2 separate regions of the Homo sapiens genome follow, and region 1 is linked to region 2. A link is a loop called in an ENCODE intact Hi-C map of the cell type or tissue named here. Cell type or tissue: ascending aorta. All regions are shown on one strand. Links, peaks and the distances in the headings refer to the core of each region. The heading gives the core; the rest is flanking DNA.

The links. Hi-C counts contacts between places; a loop is a spot of excess contacts. Peaks named below come from ENCODE experiments on the same cell type or tissue, not always from the same donor. Only the 100,000 strongest peaks of a DNase experiment are listed, where the experiment ranks them.
Region 1: a loop joins it to region 2, with 2.4 times the contacts of the local background. A loop is called at or near these places in 5 of 110 quality-filtered maps.

The regions. Positions count from the first base shown.
Region 1 is chr10:51,872,645-51,881,201 of GRCh38, reverse strand. The region is part of intron 4 of PRKG1 (protein kinase cGMP-dependent 1); the gene reads right to left. Among named protein-coding and RNA genes, the nearest start is that of CSTF2T, 180 kb to the right of the region's middle. RefSeq lists enhancers at 1,562-1,621, 1,722-1,791. In ascending aorta, for the core only: a CTCF peak has its summit at 4,467; a DNase peak (open chromatin) is centred at 1,841; H3K4me3 peaks cover 309 bases; H3K27ac peaks cover 4,951 bases.
Region 2 is chr10:51,712,697-51,721,253 of GRCh38, reverse strand. The region is part of intron 3 of PRKG1 (protein kinase cGMP-dependent 1); the gene reads right to left. Among named protein-coding and RNA genes, the nearest start is that of CSTF2T, 17 kb to the right of the region's middle. In ascending aorta, for the core only: no CTCF peak of the experiment used is centred there; a DNase peak (open chromatin) is centred at 4,123; H3K27ac peaks cover 7,365 bases.

The DNA of each region.
Region 1 (8,557 bases), core at 438-8,437, 160 kb before region 2:
CTCTAATCTTAACTTTCAGCCCTCTCCCCTTCATGCGCACTACTCTAGTCACTCTGATCTTTTCAATTCTCAAATATAACCTGGGGCACAGGATCTTCACATATGCTGCCCTCTTTACCTGAACTATGCTTCCAGAGGCCCCTCCCCCACCCATCCCACATACTATCTGCCCCCCTTTTCTCTAAGTAACTCCTACTTGTCATTTACTCTTATACAAGCCTTTTATTTTTTCTTTAGAGCACTTTCTATAATTATAATTACTTGGGTAGTTATTTGTTTAATGTCTGCCTTCCTTCTAACCTAAAAATTTACTGAAGGCACCCAGCACAATTTCTGGCATCTAAAGATACTCAATACTTAATTCTTGAATTGATGAACCGATAGGTTGATTGCAATAGAGCCAAAAGCAAAACTGTGTCTCTTGCCTCATACATTAGTGTTCTTGTCCTTGGAATTTACCATCCTCCTCTCCATTTGTGGGAAATCAGTGTGAGGTTTTACTGGGGAATATCTTTTGCATTTTAAATCCAGGATATGAGTGGATACAATTTTTTAGAGGAGGACGTTTTTAAAAGATTAACACAGCCAAAACCAATACAGGACTTTTATATTAGTTACCAGCTTCTCCTTCTCTAAGATTCTCAGATTATTCCATAATTCTTATTTACAAAGCTTTATTCCCCACAGGAAACCAGAAAGATAGTAACTCTTAAATGGAAAAATGGGGACCTGGCAATTCCAGTGGAGCAGACCATTATTCAATGAAGTGTACTCAGGAGGTAAGACAGAGCAGAGCCAGTAGACTTAGTCCCAGACACAAGGGCTGATTTCCACCCCAGACCTTGCTGACAAAATGTCATCAAGCTTCATAATAATTGAGCTCTAACTCAATTACATAATGTAAGTTTCAACTAACTCACATTATTTAATCTTTTTTTTTTTTAGCTCAGTTCTACATATGGACAATGGGCTAATTACTTTCTATTTAATTCCTAAGATAATTATAATGACTAAAATACTTTGTAAAATGTAAACCATAATTTAAACATATAGTATCACACAAAATATTTTTTAATCAAATACAATAAAATTTTCTTGTGCAAACGAGGTATCTCTTTCTGATGTAAAAGGTGGAGGCTGAGAAAATACGTCCAGAAGCAAATATCCAATGGATGTGCAGGCTGGTACTGTGCAATGCAGAAATCTCACTTACATTCTGCTCCATGTAAAGGATGCTTGCTAGAATTGCACAGGCCACAGCCTGAGGTTCTTTACATAGTGGCTACAATTTCCTTGCTTGCCATAGTGGCCCGCTGTGGGATTCAGGTAGTATATTTGTGAAATTCCTTCCACTGAGTAACATCAATCGGATTTCAGAACCCAGATGCCCACAGGTGGCATTCAATTCCACTGTTATCTAGGAAAAACTGCAGTTGACTTCCCTAACTTCAGAGACCTACACTCAAGCCAGCAGGAGGAAAGATAAGCTCTGGATGGTGGCATCAGAAGACCTATATACTAAATCTACACATAGGATTTTTGTTTCCTACCAAGGGAGGCAGGTTTAAAGTCATGGACACATAGCTCTAACAGCTCAGTTGGGTTGCTCACACTGAGAGAGATGTAGACTTACAGAACTTGAGTAAAAAAGAAAACCTCAGAGAAAGTGACTCATGGTAGTTTCCTTGTCTGCAGACAATTCCCTCTTCTGTGCCTCAGGCTCTTACAGCACTTTATACTTCTGTCTACAACTTCTCACAGATGGACATGAATCATAGTTCTGTATGTGTTTGGTTCCCAAGGGATAGTAAGAGACTTGAGGCCAGCAACTTTTCTCGTTCATCCCAGGGTGACTCAAATGAAATGGGCCTCCTTGAGTCAGCCCTGAACTCACCCCAGTTCATCTTAAGACTAACAGCACAGTTACATAGCAAAGTGAAAGCAAAACAAAACTAATCAAAGGATAAAATGTTTACAAATATATTATAGTCCAGGTTTCTGCTATTTTTTAAAAGCCCAGATCATGTCACAGAAGTCCACTTAAGGATGATTACAGCCAAAAACAAATTGATATTTACAAGCAAATACATGTTGATGCTGGTTTCTTTCTATCTCCTGCCTATTCTGTTTTGATGTCAGCTTGAAATATTTAGAGGTTGACAAGGACAGAAACCAAAGGCCCTGGACTTATTGGACAGTTATAGATAGGTCAGTAATGCTGCCTCTGTGTGGGAAAGCTGGCAATAATGGGATTAGACATGCCAGTTCCATTTGCAGAGGTCTGGTTCTTAAATAAGTGACTCAAATGCTTTGTTTTGTCACTGCATTAAAGTCAATATGTGTGTGTCTGTTCTCTCTGTATGTTGATTTCTCTTTGACAGAAACTCATTATGAGAGACAGCTACTTAGGTGGAAGCTCATTTGGAATTCACCAAATAGCCAGCTCTAGTCAGTATGGGAAGAAAGGAAAATGGCTTGTGACAGGAATAAATCCTTCAATAGAAACTGTTGGTATTCTCCTTCTGGTGAGACTCTGGGGAGTAACAAAATTAGATGGTGAGTAGTTTCAGAAAAGGAGGACCTCAAGCAATTAGGCATCTCTTAGAAAGATGATTACATAGACCTATGGTATAAGGATAGGGTCCTTTCTTATAAAACTTTTTTTCTTAGTGATCCACCAAGGAAAATCATTTAGAATGGTTGTATGAGTAGTTTTATCTGGTATAGGGACAGCTAATTTGCTCTGAATATTTTTACATCCACTTTCTAGACTGATGTTATCCATTTGGTATAGATTTGCCACTTACATATTGAGAGGAGGTTTCTTACTGACACATCAAAGCAAACTTCCCCCTGTTCAACATAGTATATTGAGCCAATCAAAATAGTTGTGAAATAATAAAGTGTTCATACTTTAATGGTGAGCAGTGCTGGATACACACACACACACATATATTCACACATATATACATACATGCACACACACACATATATATTGCTTTATATTTATATATACATGTTTAAATTATATATGTTATTTATTACACTGTTAAACATTATTTATGCATTTCTGGTTAATGATGTCTAATATATACTTGGTAGCATGTTAAAAATATTTTTTAAAAATTGAATTATGTTAACTTAGTCATATGCTATCCTGAGAAGTAAAAAATACATATTTCTAGGACAATTTATCCATACACATGGGCAATAAGTTTATTTCCAGTGTTAACTGATTCCTCAACTATTGTAGTAGTGGTATCTTTCTGAAATTTCATCTTACTTTCTGAGTGTGCTAAGTTGGCCTAATTGTGAGACACATTCATTTAAAAAAGTAATTCTAATCTGGATGCTGCCACCATGAGGTGGGAAGTTGGGAAAAAAGAGAATATACTTCAAATTATCTTTATGGGAAAGTTAGTTGAGTATAACCTGAGGAAACAGCATGTCTTAAAGAATAGGGCAAAAATCTTTCAGAAGAAAAATCCTCTTGGTGTAATCTTTTTGAAATTGGTTCAATCTTCTTTACATTTCTGTTGCAAATGCTATTATGGAAAGATGTTCGGTGGTTATAGGCCAGTGATTACAGAGATTGAGTGCTGGGGTAATAAAGAAGTGAATTTTGAGGTTTTTAAAAATGCATATTTTACTTGGAAGCATGAGCTTTTGAAAACTAAACTGCTTTAAAATATAAAATATGTAATCAAATACAAATTCTTGTCAGAAAAATGCTGCTCAACAAATTGTACCTGTTTGCACTGATAAGCAAGGCAATAAGAGTTCTTTAGATACCATCATGCACTTACTTGATGGGAAAGTATAGAAATCCTACCAAAAAAAATCTGAAAATAAAGCTTATCGGGTTGTTTAAAGTTGTTTAGGTGAGAATCTAGCTTGGATCATAAAACAGTTAATCAGATGATGTTAGTATTCATGGCAGGCTGAACCTCCTGAAAAGAAAGATAATCTGGAAAGCTGGGTACAGGTGGTAGTGCACCACCTGTAGTCACAGATACACAGGAGGATTGCTTGAGCTCAGGAATTCAACACCAGTTTGCGCAACATGGGAGGGTGCATGGGGGGAGAAAGACAATCCTAAGAAAGGACCTAAATTCACACACAAAAAGGGACACTCTGCCAGAGTGTTTTGTTTTATGTGGGGTTCTCCCAGAAGCAGATCTGAGCCAAGGATTTGAGTGTGAACAGTTTATCTGTGAGCTGATCTCAATAACCATTGGTAGGGAAGGAAAGGTAGTCAATGGAGTTTTCATTACTAGGCAAATTTCCATTGTGGGGAACTGGAGCTTGATTCTGCTGGGTAATATTAGGAACCCAGGTAAAACCCAGGCCCTAGAGTTATCCCACCCCGGTGCAAGGGAACTGGGTATATCATACACAAGTTCTCGCTGGTCTCTGGGTGAGTGGTGCTCCCAGATTCATTAATTTCTTGGCACTTCCAGCTTGCCACATGGAGGCACAAACCATGCTCTGGTGGCAAGAGGCCCTCAAGCAAACACTTGCAGGTGCTGGCAGCTGGGAGTCTCAAATGGTAAGAAAAAGAAATATTGCTGGAACACTGACAACGTTTGCTGAACAACGTAACTGGCTGGCTATTCTGAATGAAATGAAAGTAAGCATGATTTGCCTAAGGCCTTATATAGATATTAAAAAGCAAGCAAACAAACAAAAACAAATATAAACCCCACAAATACCAAAAGACCTACCCTAGGAAAATTGAGATATGTGTGTAAGATACTACACTACACATTTCCATCCTACAGACTATGACAGCAAGGGTTTTTCTTTTATAAACAGGTAGATTAAGCAGCTACCTCTGTAGTCTGATTTGAGAAACAGAAAGGTCCATAAACCAAAATATTTCCTCTACTTCCCCCTTTCCACTATTTAAAATGCTTCCCTTTGAGATTTGTCACTTTGTGTGAGCTATATTACACTCTGTGTGTGTGTGTGTGTGTGTAACACAAATATACATATCTATGCACATAAATGTGTTCATGGATGTGGGGAGGGCAAATGTATTAACAACTTGTGGCAAGTTTATTTATTAATTAGCTCTCTTTAGGAAAAGAGACAGAGAAAGTGCTGTTTTTAAAGGGAAAAGGTAGTTCCTTTCCCCTTCCTTAAAGGGAAAACAGAAAAGTTTACAAATCCCATGTTCTAAGCCCAAACCAAAGGTAAAGGGTGCTGTGTCATTGACGGCATGTGCTCTGAAAAAGAAAAAAAAAAAAGAAAGAAAGAAAAGAAAGGAATAAAGGAGGAGGAGAAAAAGAAAGACAGAATAACTCTCTAGATAACACTTACCTATTCCAAAAATTTGTACTGGATACGTATGCTTGGCCACAACGACTTGAAGAACTCCAGGTGGCACCATTCTTACAAAATACAAAACGATGTTTCCCCCCAGAGTTGTGAAACATGATATCCTTGCACATATGGTTGGGTTATTTTCCCTTTTTGCTTTAAGTATTACTTCAGAATTAACTAAATTTGATCACATTATTTTTTAAATAAACATATTTAAATGTCCATGGAAAGTCGAAAGATACTTTGTCAATCAAAACATTTTTTAAAAATTTCATTAGGTGAGCTTTCTATTTAAAGAGAATCTGAGCCAGGGATGGTGTCAAGTGTCTGTATCTCAGCTACTTGGGAGGCTGAAGCTGGAGAATCTCCTGAGCTCAGGAGTTCAAGACCAGCCCAGGCAGCATAGCGAGACCCTGTCTCTAAAATCAGCCAACCAACCAACCAATCAATCAATTAATTAATATGAAGGGAATCTGGGGTGGTTTTTTTTTTAAAACAATTATTTGAAAATACAAATTTATCTGTTTGGTCTATTAAGATTCTCATGTGCAGTATTTTTTTTTTTTCATTAAAGCTTAAAGCATTTCTCACATTCACCAGTTACCAGCTGTATGGTCTAATAAAGCGCATTTGTCCACTATGAAGCAGTTTCTCTATCTCACAAATGCATTCAACACTTACCTAATTCAGGTGTGTTTGGTATTTCTAGTATTCCTAAAGCTACATTTGAAAGATAGAGTTGAATTTAATGGAAAAAGGTACTACTACTTTATGTTGTTTTCTTCTAATCAAGCAGGCTTCCACAGAGTGGAAGTGTTAAGTAAGAGGAAAAGGATGATTATTATGATAATTACCACTTTTGAAATATCTCATTTGTAAGGTCTAGTGGCTTATGAGAGCAGAGATTCTGGCCCTGCCCTCTCCCCAGAATCCAGGAAGTGTCTGGAACACAGTAGGGGCTCAAATTAATTATTTAATTACCTAACTAATTTCACACAATCTTCCCAATAGGAATGTGAAGTAAATATTATTAACCTCATTTTACAGTGGGAAAATTAAAGCTCAGAGAAATTACATAATTATTCCCAAACAGCTGGTAAGTGATAGAAGTCTGTATTTACATTTTCTAGGGAGAAAAACAAACAAACATAAACAACTCTATTTCACTACATATTCTACCATTTAAGGTACATATATTTTACCACAACTTGCTATAGCTTGTGATTATCTTAACTCAGATGTCTTCTTCTTTTTCTTTTAGGAAATGGGCTAAGGTACCAGCAAAGCTTTATTTAGATGCTCTTAAGCTTTGGCATATTCGTGCTTTAAAAAAAGCACGAACATTTCAAATTCAAGTGAACGTACAGTATGCATCAACAACATATTGGATTTGCAGATAATGAATTTACAAAAAAATGGTGAAAATATTAAAATCACTTCACAGTTGCATGATATTTTGATGTTATCTGTACTACTACTTCTCGGCTTTCATGCTCTCTTGTATAAATTATCTAACTTTTACGTTTTCTGCAAAGGCATCTTCAAAAAAATTTGAACATCCATGTATTTTTAATGAAACAGAGCAGTCTGCTGAAGATGCACAAGGCAACAGTTTTATGTTATTTCATAAGCACACAGATTGATGGCAAAAGGAGAACAAATCATATTCAGAAAAATTCCCTCAGAGAAGCTCAGCAAGATTGGGAATGGTCTCAGCAGCACTAAACTACACTCTATGCCCAGTAATCAAGATTTAGTGAATATGCCTGCCTGCCATTTGAGGTTGCTGTTAAATTTGGCTCAAATAATTTTCCATACACTGGCTATGGGCCTTAATTTTCCATCAAGTAGCTAAAACAGATAAATTAAGGTACAATGAAAGTAGACTTTTACTTCAAAATGGTGGTAAATTTAGTACAATAAAGTATAAACAAGATAGAGGACTTGTTTTAAAAAAAATGCAAATAAATGAGAGTATGAAGATCATAAATTGGTCAATACTTACGGAAAACATTTCTAATGTTTTGGCTATAAAAATTCTGTTTCTTGGCCGGGCATGGTGGCTCACGCCTGTAATCCCAGCACTTTGGGAGGCCGAGGCGAGTGGATCACTTGAGGCCAGGAGTTCAAGACCAGCCTGGCCAACATGGCGAAACCCGTTCTCTACTAAAAGTACAGAAATTAGCTGGGGCACGGTGGCACGTACCTGTAATCCCAACTACTTGGGAGGCTGAGGTGAGAGAATTGCTTAAACCCGGGAGGCAGAGGTTGCAGTGAGCTGAGATCATGACACTGCACTCTAGCCTGGGCGACAGAGCAAGACTCCGTCTCAAAAAAAAAAAAAAAAAGATTATTTATTTTATTAATTTAGAAATTATTCAAGCTAAGAATGTAGAGACATAGATGATTAGATAGACAGGTGGATAAATAAAAAATTAACTTCAATTAACCTGAAAAATTACCAGTTACAACTCTCACATAACTAAATTTTGACTGTACTACAGTTTTTAGGGTAGAGGCTGAGTCCAAGTTTAATATCAACAAGAAAAGCAGTCCCTGAAATATATCCTTTGGTAAATAAAGATTAAAATTAATCCCATGAATCCCATAATTATAGTTTTCTTAAACTATATGGCATTATATAATGAAAACAAAAATTATTATTTTGAAATCCTGTAACATCACAAATCATCAAGTTAAGTTTGAATGATATTTATCATGTTTAATAAGACAGAAAGAAGGACTGGATCTCTTCAAGTCAAAATCCTTAATACTGAAGAATTAAAATAATTAGGTATTTGATATTATTACATGTGAATTCCAGTTAGCCAGTGTTTTACTGCATCTTCCTAAAACAAATGGTGCAGATATAACTATATAGGCTTGAGAAGTAGAGGTCATACAAACATTACGGTAAAGAAAATTTTATATAAAATTTTATTTTTCAATTTATTTTAATTTCCTAAAATCAATGAATAATCATAGAACTAGGCTCTGAACCTAAGAAAATAGGTACCCTATGAAATTGCTAATATTCAGCCATCCCAAACTCAATAATTTCATATGGTTTACCTAGTACAAAAAGGACACTTATTAATTTTATATACATACATTGAGTATCTGCTGTGCAAGAGTTGCTGTGAGGAATACAATGATTAATGAGACAAATAAAAATGCTACTTGCTTATAAATAATTTACAGCATATAAGGATTTACCAGTAAGCACGTGGTA
Region 2 (8,557 bases), core at 220-8,219:
AAGTGTTTTACTTTTTTTTTCTTTTTTTTTTTTTTTTTTTTAATAGGTCTTGCTCTGTCACCCAGAGGCTGGAGTGCAGTGGCATAATCATGGGCTCACTGCAGCCTCAACCTCCCTAGCTCAGGAGATCATCTCACCTCAGCCTTGTAGTTAGCCGGGACTACAGGCACACATCACCATGCCCAGCTAATTGGTTTTTTGTCTATTTTTGTAGAGACAGGGTCTTCCCATGTTGCCCAAACTGGCTTCAAACTCCTGGCCTCAAGAGATCCTCCCACCTCTGCCTCCCAAAAAATTCTGCTTGGATTACAGGTGTGAGCCAACACCCCCAGCCATGTTGTTTTACTAACCATCATCTTATTAGTTAAGTGCTTTAGTAATCAATATCTCAGCAACACCATTTGTATCCACGAGGAACATACCACTCAGAGAGGTCTAGTCATTAACCAAACTCATAACCCACTACCAAGAGAGTATCATTATAACTATTAAGAGTGTGTGTTCTAAAATATTATAATTTAAAGCTCTGCTGTGTCACTTGCTAATTTTGTGGACTTTGGCAAATTTTACACCAACTAGTAAGACCATGTGTCCTGGCTTTCCCAGTTGCACATGTTGTTCCAAGGTAAGTATGCACAGTGCTCCTTTTCTGTTTGGACAATAAATTATAAAGCCATCCCACCCATAAGCATCAGCTTCCCAAAGTGCAGACAAAGGAAAAGCAAAGCACTCTCGTCATAGGAATATTGTTGAGAGTTACTGTGGTGATGACGGTAAAACTCTTCGCACAGGACATGACAGGCTGTAAAAGCCCAGAAAAGTTTTTTTCTTCTATTATTGTTATTAACTAGCAAGATAGTAAGATAGTGAGCATGTTCTGGTGTTTTAAGAGGTGAAAATAACCCTTCCAGGATCTGAAATGACTCAGAATTGGAACTTTTAGGTATGAATGTCTGCATGTGGAGCAACGTGTGTAGGAGGTAAGATGGTAAGATACGAGAAGCTATAATCAGGGAATGAATTATGGAAGGTCCTGTAGGTCAGAATGAAGAGTGTGGTCTCTATTACACTTTAAGGGGGAAGGTAGTGAAGATTTCTGAAATGAGAATTGACATGACTATATCTGTATTTTCGAAAAATAACTCATTACAGTTTCTCTTTTCCCGCCCCTCTCTCCTATTTTCCCTGTGATACCAATTCCATTCAGCCAATCCCCAAATCTTTTCTTGGCTACTTCCAGAACAATTCAAATATGTACCCTTCCCAGCATCTCCCCCATCATCTAAGAGCCTTCTGGGCACAGTTATCATCTCTCATCTGGACCACTCCAGTAGACCTAGCTCCTACTGGGCTCTCTGCTTTCACTCTTGAACCTCAAACTCAGTTTAATCATCACAGAGAAGCTAGAATCCTCTCTTTTATTTGTTTTCTTTTTAAACTTTTCTGGGGATAATTTTAGATTTACAGAAAAGTTCTGAAAGATATTATAGAGAGTTCCTGTATTCCTGTCCCCCAGCTTTCCCAATGTTACCATCATACACAACCCAGGTATGTTTATCAAAGCTGAAAAATGGGTACATCTATATTAACCTAATTACAAACATTATTTAGATTTCACTGTTTTTCCACTAATATCCTTTTTCTGTTTGAGGATTTAATCCAGGATTTTGTGTTGCATTTAACTGTTGTATCTCCTTAGTGTTCTCCAATCTATGACAGTTACACAATCTTTCTTTGATTTTCATTGACTTAACAGTTCTGAGGAACATTAATTAGGTATTTTGTATAATGTCCCTCAATTTGTGTTTGTCTTTTGTTTTCTCATGATTATGAATTTGGGAGATGATTATCACAGAAGTAAAATATCCCTCTTATCAGATCATGTTGGGTAACATTAACCTTCATTACTTGGTACTAGTGGTGTCTCCCAGGTTTCTCCATTATAAAGTTACTGCTTTTTCTCTTTCCATATTCTTGTTCATTGCAAGTGAGTCACTAAAACCTGCCCACACTCAAAGGGCAAGGAATTAAGCTCCACTTCCTCAAGGAGGGAAGATCTATATTTACTGCTTGGAATTTCCCTCTCTCTCTCTCTCTTTTTTTTGAGACAGGATATTGCTCTGTCTCCCAGGCTAGAATGCAGTCTTGCAATCATTTCTCACTGCAATCTTGAACTCCTTGGGCTCAAGTGATGCTCCCTTCTCAGGGGCCTCTTGAGTAGCTAGGACTGCAGGCACTTGCCACCATGCCCAGATAATTTTTAAAATTTTTTGTAGAGATAGTCTTCCTTTGTTATTTAATCTGGTCTCAAACTTCTGGCCTCAGGCCATTCTCCTGCTTAGGCCTCCCAAGGTGCAGAGATTACAGGCATGAGCCACCACACCTGGCCTAGGAATTCTAACTTTTTTTTTTTTTTGCACTCATTAACTATCCTTACTCCACTCCCCACTCCCCTCACCCCTGGCCCCTACTACCCTTCCCAGCCTCTGGTAACCATCCTTCTACTCTCTGTCTCTATGGGTTCAATTGTTTTGATTTTTAGATTCTACAAAGAAGTGAGAACATATGATGTTTGCCTAGGAGTTTATCTGTAAGAAAGATTTGTACTTCCTTCCTCATTTATTTATTTATTCAAACATTTTACTTATATCACTATGATTCATGAATATTTATTCTATAACATGCTTTCAAAGATAGAAATTCTATGTGTCACTTGTTTGCTTAAAATGCCCCAATGGCTACCCTTTAGAAGAAAATCTAAGAAGAAAATCCAAACTCCTTAGCCTTCTGACAAAGCCTATCTAATGCACCTAGCTTGATGCATCTATCTCATATCACTCCTCACTCCCTACTCTCGCCTTCCCCGGCCCACAGTAGCATAGCCACACTGGCCTGGTCTTCACTTGAGCTTGTTGGACTGCTCCCCTGTTCCCACCTCTGGACTTTGCATGAGGTGTTCTCTGCCAGGAATACTCTTATTTCTGGTTTTTATTTAGTACTCAGCTTAGAAGCGACCTTTTCAGAGAAGGCTTTCTTGATCACCTATTCCAAAGTAACCAGTTATTCTTATATTCTTTACATAGTAGCCATTATTGTTATTTTACTATATCAATTTGTTGTTTTTCCCCACCACCAGCACCACTTGAATGTAAACTCTAGGAGAAGACGGGCTTCATTTCACAACACCTAGCGCTCAGAACTATGTCTAGTGCACAAGAAATAATTAAATGTTTAATGAGTGTATACATAAACATGAATGAAGGGGAGGACTAAGAAACCTGAGACAGAAAGATGATTTAGAAAACTATTATAATGTAATAATCAAGGCAGAAACCAATGAAGACCTAAATTTCATAGAAGACTTGTAATGTGCTGTCTGTGCTGTTGATGATAAGTTCATTATTTCTTTTTTTTTTTTTTTTGAGACAGAGTCTCGCTCTGTCGCCCAGGCTGGAGTGCAGTGGCATAATCTCAGCTCAGTGGAAGCTCCGCCTCCCGGGTTCACGCCATTCTCCAGCCTCAGCCTCCTGAATAGCTGGGACTACAGGCACATGCCACCATGCCCGGCTAACTTTTTCATATTTTTAGTAGAGACAGGGTTTCACCATGTTAGCCAGGATGGTCTCAATCTCCTGACCTTGTGATCTGCCCACCTCAGCCTCCCAAAGTGCTGGGATTACAGGCATGAGCCACAGTACCTGGCCCATTACTTCTCCATTTCTAAAGATGCTTCCCTTCTTACTTGAGGATCATAAATTTCATACTGTAATCTAGGGATGTGCCTGGAGTTAAGCACAAAGCCACCTTTACATTAAATCAGCACAGTGACTAGTTTTCAAAAATAATTAGCTGCCCTCTTGGCTCTGCATCCCCTAGCTTTATTTGACAAATCCTTCCTTTGGTCTCCCAATCAGTTGCCAAAGCTAATTCCCAAACAGTTCCCAAACTGTTGCCTAAGCTGTTACTCAGAGCTCATGTCTACACAGGAACAAAACCAGACAAAAAAGGTGGAGAGAAAGGAGACTGCAAAGAGGGGGAATGTCTGGTATTTGTCTTCCATCTGCTTCCCCAGTCTTAAGTCTTGCTCTGCTCTATTTTCAGACCTGGGTACGTCGACCTGAGGGTGCTTTCACGGCTTCCTTACTGGAAGAACCAGCTGGAATTCCGCTGCCCACCAGTGTGTTCACATTGCCTGCCACTCCCTCCCACCCTCAATCCTGACAAGACTTTTATACTTTGCAAAAAGCAATATTATTGGCTGGGCACAGTGGCTCACGCCTGTAAACCCAGCACTTTGGGAGGTCAAGGCAGGTGGATCACTTGAGGTCAGGAGTTCAAGATCAGCCTGGCCAACATAGTGAAACTCCATCTCTACTAAAAATACAAAAAGTTAGCCAGGCGGGCGTGGTGGCCTGCACCTATAATCCCAGTCACTTGGGAGGCTGAGGCAGGAGAAGAGCTTGAACCCAGCAGGCAGAGGTTGCAGTGAGGTGAGATGGTGTCACTGCACTCTGGCCTGTGCAACAGACAGAGCGAGACTCCATCTCAGAAAAAACAGCAATATTATTAACAAAACTGCCCTACATTCACTTCAAAGGAGGTCAAGAGAGAGACAAAACCAGAAATCAGGCAATGAAGAACTTGTTTTAATTCAATCTTAAGCCCATGTTTGTACGAACCTGGAGGCTAATCTGTATGCTCACTCTGGGAGTGCTGGGTTATTAAGGTAAGTGATCAGGGAACTTATTTCCAGGAAACACTTTAAGTAAAATGTTGTAAAAGACTGTGGACAGATGTTTAGGTCCCAGAACACCAGGTACTTCAGAGGTCTTGGGGTACATGACTGTCCAGATACCTGGGCTTAATTTTGAGACATGGATTTTAGAATGGCAGAGAATGTTATGTTTGACTGTAAGCCTAGATGAAGACACTCAAATATCCTCCAGTACAATTATCAAAAACAGGGGTGACGGACTGTAAACTAAAAGAGCCAGGTTTCGGCTTGATAGCCAAATAAAAGATGTAATTGCTTTTGGAAGCTGTGTGAGGTCAATTCTCTCCCACTCCCCACAAGAGCAGCAGATAGGAACAGGCAAGAAGCAAGCAGTAGTAGCAGCAGGTGGTAGAAAGAAAGAATGAAGTGTTTCATTTCACCAGGAGAAGGGGTAATAAGGGACCATCACGCTGCAAAGCAAAGAATATGGAACCATTATGATGCTTGACATCCACATAGCAAGAAGCCTCAGCATTTGGGGGAAGTGAGATTTGGGAGGAGAATATAGAACGGCTTGGCATCCTAATAATCCCCATGTCTATGAATGCCTAAGACCCACCCGTCTAATGACAAGCTTGGAAAGGCCTGGGAAAGTAAAGTTCACACAATCACATATAAAAATGTCAACACTTTTGATGGACATCATCAAATTTAGTAATACACATCTAAGTTTTCTAAGAAAAGTTTTCAAACATTTTTTTCATTCTGACTTTCCATATCAGGGCCGTTTACATCATCCCCTTAGATATAAGGCAGGGTGAATCTTGGTGCAATCATAGAAAAATGGCAATATGTCCCCTTTATGTGGGAGGAAGTCAACAGGATAGGAGATCTAGAATAGTAACAATAGTGACAATAATAACTGCTATTTTTAACAGATGTTTATTGCTTAGACTGTTGAATCACCTTCTATTCCATAGAACAGTTACATTTCAGGACACATTAATGCCCTCCACTTGAATATAATCATAGTAATCATGTTCAAATGAAGGGTTTCTCAAAGTGAAGTCTGCATACCCCCTGAGGACTTGATTCCAAATGTTCATTCCAAATGCAGATTCCAGGGCTCTCTGTCCAGAGTTTTATTTAACCTGCCTAGAGGACACCCAGGTATCTTCATTCTATTGAGTTCCTATAGAGATTTCTGACACATGCTAATTAGATTAAGAAATCTTGCATAATTTGTAAATTTGTTTATATATGAAGCTTGAAAAACAGTAGAAAAATGAAATCTAAGTTGTATATAATGAAATGCTTTTGTGGAGTGAGGTGATGAGGAACACAGGGTAAATAAAGTCTAACAATAAATAAAAGCATATCACAAAAAACCAAACCTCCCTATTATCCCATCTTCCAGTCTTCTTACACACAGGAAACTATTATTAGTGTCTTAGATATCCTTTGAGAAATACTTTATGAATATACCAATGAACAGCTCATATATATATATGCACATCCCACGGGGGGAAATAAAAAAAGAATAGTGGCATACGGTAACACTGTCCTGTCCCTTGCTCTTTTTCATTAAATATATTTATAAGAGATAATTTCATAAGAACACATAGAGATTACTCTCATTTTTAAAATAGTTGCATGTAATTCTCTAATAAAGGATACATTTTTATGACATACAGCTCTAATAAATATAATTCACTTATCTAATTCACTGTTAATATATATTTAGGTTGTTTCCTGCATTTCGTGAGTACAAACAATGAATGATACCTTCCAACCTTTCAAAACTACTGCTCCAAGTGATGATAAGGAGAAGGATAAATCAGTCTTTCAGTGACCACAGGAAAGTGTCATGGCCATTGGGTGACATATCTGACATTCTCTGGAATGGCTGGTACATACTGTAGTACACAAAAATTTTGACCTACCACATCCCTCCATCTTCCTCTTTAGGTCATTTCTTTGCCTTCTACATCTCTTCCTTCTATCTTTCAAGATATAAAGGAACTTTTTCTCTCCTAAAATTCTACCCCTTTAAACTACCCATCTTTCTTTCATTCTACTATTTTCGTTGTCATAAATGTGCCTTAAGTCTCCCACCTGATTGAAGGTTGCTGCAGGACAGTAGCTCATGCCTCTCCCATGGTGTTTACATGGAGTTTGTAGACACTCTTTCCCTCTCTACAAAGAGAACTATGGTCATCCAATATGGTAAGCCCTATATAAGTGTAAAAAATAAAAGCAATAGGCCGGGAGCAGTGGCTCACGCCTGTAATCCCAGCACTTTGGGAGGCCGAGGTGGGCGGATCACGAGGTCAGGATATGGAGACCAGCCTGCCAACACAGTGAAACCCCGTCTCTACTAAAAATACAAAAAATTAACCGGGCTTGGTGGCGGGCGCCTGTAGTCCCAGCTACTCGGGAGGCTGAGGCAGGAGAATGGCGCAAACCTGGGAGGCGGAGCTTGCGGTGAGCCGAGATCATGCCACTGCACTCCAGTCTGGGCAACAGAGTGAGACTCCGTCTCAAAAAAATAAAAATAAGAATAAAAATAAAAAATAAATAAAAACAACAGTGAACACTGATCTACTGAATTAAAATAGCTCTTTTAGATTCTAAATAACATCTGGGATTCTAAATAATGTTTGGATGCCTTTTTCTTAAAAGATATTAGAAACCATATAATTATATTGCTGCCCTGTCTGACCCAATACTAATACACTAAACACAATCACTTGCATTACATAAACTTATGGAAGCCTGAGGTGTGCATCATGTTTTAGAGTCTGCAAAAGACTTCCATAGTTCTAAAGCTAGGAAATGTTCAATCCATCTTAATACTCTATTTAAAAATAATGCCTTTTGAACATCTAAACATGAAATCTGCTGTTTTACGTGTTTTTCTTTACCAAAGAATCATATATATCTTATTCCACATATATTTCTTTCTTTTGAATGACAGTGTAAATGTAAAACAGCTTAAATTAATAGCTACCTCTTCTGCTTTACTTTTCCCCTATGTGAAATAACTTAGAGTTGGTAGGCACTCTGTTTTAATAAGGAAGCAACCATCAAAAATTAGAAAAGAATTCAACACAATAAATTTTCTTGGCAAAATAATATATTAGCTAAATGGTTTTTATTAAATCACCTGTTCAACTGGCCTCTGGTTTAAGTGCTATACAATAAATGACAAAATAACCCTTTGCAAAAAATTTTCAGTATTCTGTCATGTAGTTACAGATTTCAGAATTTTTTCCTGTCAGTTTTATGCTGCATTTCTTTACAAAACTGACAGGAAGCTGACAAGGCAAGAAAAGTTAGAAAATGTGGCTGCTGGTGAAATTTAATAGAATGTTTCCTTTGGGGGAATAAAACATGTATTCTAAGTGCAGAAAAATATAAAGCAGAACTTTTAGGAGTTAATGATTTTCCTTAATGAAACCGCTGACAGTTATATTCCAGCTCTGGCTTTTACTTGCTGTATAACCCTGGGAAAATTAGTTACCCTAACTGTGCCTCAGTTTTCTCATCCATCAAAAAAAAAAACCCTCATAGAGTTATTGTGTAGGTAGAATGAGCAGTTATGTGTAAAACACTTAGCATGGGATGGCATTGTAATTCTAATAATAATTGTTTGGATTCACATGGCTGTCTTATGTGAGGATGAGGATTAAATAATTCGAGGCAGGTGGATCATGAGGTCAGGAGATCGAGACCATCCTGGCTAACATGGTGAAACCCCGTCTCTACTAAAAATACAAAAAATTAGCCGGGCGTGGTGGCGGGCGCCTATAGTCCCAGCTACTCCGGAGGCTGAGGCAGGAG